Regions from separate parts of the Mus musculus genome. Here region 1 is linked to region 2. A link is a contact called in ENCODE Hi-C data. All regions are on one chromosome and are shown on one strand. Each heading gives the region's core, a stretch centred on a gene start or an enhancer-like site at or near the end of the contact. The rest is flanking DNA. Distances are from core to core; before and after follow the strand shown.

Region 1 (2,700 bases), core at 99-2,598, 78 kb after region 2:
GCCATATGAGCAGGGAGGAAAAATACAAATTATACTCAACACTCAGAGGCAGAGCTAAATCCTGCTTTTCTTTACTTTGTTCTGGGTGCACACCCTATCCCCAGAGCCGGTGATATAGTAAAGGATCCAGACCCAGACACGGCCCGGTGGCTGTCAATCACACCAGCTACACTCAAAATCCACTTCCTCACAGAATGCTAGGGGGGGGCGATGATTGAGCTCTGTACTCAGTGTTGTCCTTTCCTCAGGCTGAGATGTACTCTTATGGATGGTCCTGCACATAAGCGTAGGACTAACCTCAGTGCCTGCTGAAGCACGCTCCCTCCCTTCTGCAAACTGTGCAGACCTGGCCTTCCCTGACTCCTCTGCTATTCTAAGCACTTCCTTTCCTTTCAGTTTTAGTGAATCTTTGATGGCGGATTAGATACTAGGGAAACCCTGCTCTACTAGGGCATCCAAGCAACCCTGCTGTGTCTTTCAAATATTTCCTGTTGCTTTTCTGGGGATTCCTCCCTGGTGAGGTCCTTGGTCAGTCTATCCAGGCTTCTTTCGGTAGAACAAAGGCCAGATCCTTAGTTGCTCCTGGCGCCTTCTTATCTAAAAATAGCCTTGCAAACCTGATTTTATCCATTTTCTATAAATTCCCAGGGAGCCCCCGTAGTGCTCCTTAAGGTCTAAGTAATAGTGACAGTTTGCTTTTATGGCTGAGCTGTGGTCATAACGTATTCTCTTTGCCAGCACAATTGGAACAATAAGACATTTACAACCAGTGCGAAAGTCTAGCCCCTGTCATAAGCCAGCCACTTAGAGATCATAATGTCACCTCCATATCCTATAGCTAAAGTCCTCAGGAAACACCCAGCTGTGCCAACTTAGGGGGTCTAACTCCCACTAACTGGGGGACTTGGTCAAATGATATATATGTATACAGAGAATGGATTTTACATTCAGAGGCCTCCTTACTCTGCATATCCTTACAATAGTGCCTGAAACAGATAATTCTAAAAAATACCTCATAATCATAATTGCTTTATGTCTTGTATCCAAAAGAGGCAAATCAAATCAATCAATCTTAATCAAATGCAAGCCTATTTCAGAACGCATGTCGCAGGACCCTGTTAGGTAAGCTGTGGGACTGACGACTTCTTCATGGAAACTCTGGCTTGAATATAGAATTATCTGTAAGGAGGGAGGAAGGAGGACAGAAAAGATCAAGCTCCTGACAGAATAATTTCCCTAAGGACGCACCAAGTCAGATGATTGGTTTCTTCCCCTGCACTGCCCCCTTGTGGTAAAATGTCGTTAGTGTTTTGGTAGAAAGAGGAAGTAAAGGAGACAGCGATGAAGGGAAGTCGGGCTCCAAAGAGGAGCTGCCAGCCTTCAAGGAGCTTGTGGGGAACCCTGCCCTGCCAGAGCTTCCTGTTCTTTGCTTTGTGGCCCTGTGAGAGGCGGCAGCTGCTGCTGCCCCACCCTGACCCTTTCTCTCCTCATCAGATCTGAGCAGCGTAACCAAAGATACATGGCACAGACCTCAGGAGCCCGCAGGAAAGGAGCGCCTTCCTGGAACGGTTTACCTTGCCCAGTCGTCCTGGACGCTCCCAAAGGAGGTTCTGTCGTTGTTAGCGATGTACATCAGTCTCCAGTGAGGCACATAACGCTTCAGTGAACATCTCGTCCAAAGGGACATTTGAAAGAACAAAAGAAGACCAGAAATATTTCTGAAGGAGTAGAAGCTGGGAGGGGACTTTGGGACACTTCTTTCAAGTTTCCTCCTCTGCTAAGAGAAATCTACAAACACAGGGGATTGTGTTATTCGCGTCACTGAGAGCAAGAGGAGAACGTCTGATTTGGGCATAGTATTCCAAGCACAGTTTATCGAAGTAACTGGACTCATAAATACAAAGTTGGAAAGCATCTCATGTGTACTGGGTTCTCCCTGGGAGCAAGTGCCTGTCACTGTCAGGGGAGACCTCTCCTGGAGGGCACAAATACTGCAACGTGTCAGTGATCCAGTTTCAGGAGTGAAAAATAATGTTTTGTGCAAATGCATTAATATTCTTCAAAATCTAGAAAGACATCAGAACTAGGAAGGTAACTATTGAGTGCAAACTAGCTTTTGGATGCCGTATTACTTCTTAATAAAATTTTACTAAAACTACAACCCTGAAAATAAATCAGATACTACAAATATATCCTTGTTTGAAGGCGGTGATAGATACCTGGTACGGACCAGATTGTGTCAGTGAGCAGGATCGACCCTTCCCCAGACACATTTTCAGTCAACACTTTCCTGTTCTGAGATGAGGTCCAAGGAGCGCTGGGTGCTCAGATACACTGGGGCTTTGCTCTGTAAGCAGCCTGTGGTTTCTGGGGTCCCCAGCAGAACCCCAGGGCTCTCTACCCCACATTTTGCTCTGGAAACCCAAGAGTCCTGTTGTGATTTATGAAGTGACAGAGTTAGGAAGAAAGGCAGCTCTTGGACCCGTAGCCCAACCAAACACACAAGCTGTGGTCGTCGCCCCAGACAACTGCTCTTCAGCAGGCTTGAGATTTCTCCACAGAGAGCAGAGTCCTTTCATGTGGGCAAAGAACGACTTTATCAGACAGAATGCCTCGATGCTTATGAAATGCTTCCTGAGAGGGAGGAAGTCAGGCTATAATTGGGGCAGAATTTACAACAGCGAAATCACATTTGGGCAA
Region 2 (2,700 bases), core at 27-2,526:
ATTTACTTGGGACAAGCTCTTTCTAGGACCAAAGTTATCCATTCTCTTTTGACTTTCGGGACTAGAGCAAATTTCTACCCTTGCTGGAGTTCTAAGAGCTTGTGTAAGCTGTTTTGTATCACACAACATTCTGCCTCCAAAGGAGACCAAAAAACCTTTCAATATTGAGAGATAGTATCATGTAGTAATATTACAGCTCTCTAGTTCCACTAGTTAAAAGAGACTGTATAAATCCAAAATTGTTTTATACATCTCGGACTTCTTCTCTAGCACTAATAGTGTGTTTATGTGCTGTTGGCCAGACACTGTTCTGAAACCTGACAAGTGATAAGCATAGCAATGATCATTTATGTAAGTGGGTGAATGAGCATAGACAACTTCCTGAGGCCATGAGAGCTAGGCCCTAGCAGGGCTGGACTCCACTGCAGATCATTGGCCCTAGAATCTTAACATTGGTTATGCTGCTCCTCAAAAATGCAGTCATAGGAATCATTCTTAAAACAGTAAAGTGTGTGTAAAATGAGACCCTCTCAAGTCAATTTTTACATTTAAGAAGCTGAAATAATGCACCTCTCTCAAATATCTGTAGGACAAGCATAAAACAGAAATCAACAGTCTTTAAATTATCCCAGCATCAAAATGCAATCATCTTGCATTTTCTTCTCATTCCCTTTCCCAACACATAAATACACAGGAAAAATGTAAAGAAAACCATTTAAAAGAAGTACCATTGTCAAGATTTTTTTACAGAGAGATATCAGAGAAACTTATTTTCTTCAGATGAGGTACTATTCATCTGGTCACATGTTATTTACACGTTATACACATGTATGTTACTTTGAATTCATTAGAGCACCAGTTAAACACAGAAACTCACTCACCTGCTTGGGCAAGTAAAATTTGAAGGTGAGCATCCTGGGGAGTTTCAGGTTCCTGTAATTCTGAGAAAGCGTAACACATTATTATTAAAGGTTATTAAACACAGCCTTTGGCAAGAAAGCTAAAGGTATTGCCTATAGATGGGATGGCTGTGCACTTACCTCCATCCTGCTCAGGAGCTCCTGTAGGTCCATCAACAGCTGCTCCAGGTGCTGCTGCTGCTGCTGCTGCTGCTGCTGCTGCTGCTGTGCTTCCGCTGTAGAGCTTGAAGTGGAGCTTGAAGTGGGTGCGCTGTTGACAAGGAGCACAAGTGTCAATGTGACACAGGATGCGAGCTGCATGCTGTACATGCCTGCAGGACTTGAGGTCACTGTGAGGAGTGATTAGCAAGGGTGATAGGCAGCTCTTCAGCATGGGAGGCAATTTATACTGTTAATGCTGGAAAAATAATATGGGGGTGTCACGATGTTTTACATATTACACATATTTTCAAAGAGTCTACCTGTGTGGCAGAAAGCATTACCTTTGTTTTTCCTCTTCTGATGACTCTCTGGAATTTCTTTAAACCCCCATACACTGACTGAATGGATTTAGGTGAAATCCCTCTTGGTCGGGTTAGCCCACACTTAGGTGGCAGTTTTAATTCATACAATGAACGCCTTCTGTATGAAACAAATTTTCCTCTTTGGGGTGGAGACACAAAAGTAACTCATGAAAATGTTCTCTTTGTCAAAACCATCCTGAACCTGTAAGCAGCCTGTTGTGGTGGACAAACGCAAGAGGAGATAGATGAAAAGAATAAATCTTTTAGATTTGTTGATTAGACAGGAAGGATATTGGTTTCCTGTTTCAAGATGGTTTTACCTTCTTATCTACACAATGAGCTAATTGCACACAGGGTGATAGATGGCTTCATACAGTTAGCCAGAGAAATAGTAAGCTAAGGACACCTAAAATGCTTGTTGAGCTTGAGGTACTATTTTGTCGTTGTTGTTTTAAATTTAATTTAACATATTTTGTGTAAGTGTCTTGATGTTTATTATGCTTTTTAAAAAGAGTATGATGTCCAACAAATTCTCAGGAAGGGTTGCATCTAAGGATGTTGGTGTTATTTTATATGTCTCTAGTTGCACTTTCATTTTTAAAAAATATTTTCACGTGTGTACACACACATGTGTTCATGTGTGTATGAGTATGTGCATGTGCGTGCACATGTATGTGTGTGTGAGCATGTTTATGTGCGTGTGTATATGAGTGTGTGTGTGTGCATGTATGCATGTGTGTATGTATGTGTACATGCATTTGTGCACATGTATTATGAGTGTGTGTGTGTGTGTGTGCCACAGTACACCTGTGGAGGTCAGAGACCAACTCTTGCTAGTAACTTCTCTCCTGTCACCTTGTGTGACTCAGAAATCTAAACACAAAAGTCATCCAGTCTGTGTGCCTACCTCTGCTACTAGCCTCTACCTAGCCTTTACCACTGAGCCATCTTGCCAACCTTCTTCCCCCTAATTCAGTAGATTTGGGTTTATCCTAAAAGTACCTGGGCACTCTGAGAGTAATAGCTAGGGACTATCCCACGTGTTCTCAGTGGGTCACCTGAATAGGATACATTGGATTCCTTATCCTCCGTGTAGTACACTGGCTGCGTGATGGAGTAGGAACATAGTTCCAAATCAACTGGTAGAGACGGGGTCTTTCTTAGGGAGCTTGCCTGTGGTGTCCCCATTTCTAATAACTTGTACTGGTCTAGTCTTTATGCAGACATTTATCTACCATCTAAAACATCCTGGGGTACATAGAAAGGGAGAAAATATG

The links. Hi-C counts contacts between places; a loop is a spot of excess contacts on that map.
Region 1: a loop to region 2 is called in a map of T-helper 17 cell, with 2.6 times the contacts of the local background. The contact joins the enhancer-like site here to the promoter of Il2 in region 2. A Hi-C loop is called at or near these places in 3 of 37 maps with a recorded cell type or tissue (T-helper 17 cell and T-helper 2 cell).

What each region holds. Positions count from the first base shown.
Region 1 is chr3:37,202,828-37,205,527 of GRCm38, forward strand. No RefSeq gene overlaps it. Among named protein-coding and RNA genes, the nearest start is that of Gm36168, 20 kb to the right of the region's middle. Within about 2 kb of position 1,349, at least 1 of the 3 ENCODE cell types and tissues checked has a DNase peak (open chromatin) inside an H3K27ac peak, as active enhancers do.
Region 2 is chr3:37,124,678-37,127,377 of GRCm38, forward strand. It overlaps Il2 (interleukin 2), which reads right to left and starts at 1,277. Exons shown (of 4, transcript NM_008366.3): 1 at 1,041-1,277; 2 at 882-941. The coding sequence starts at 1,229.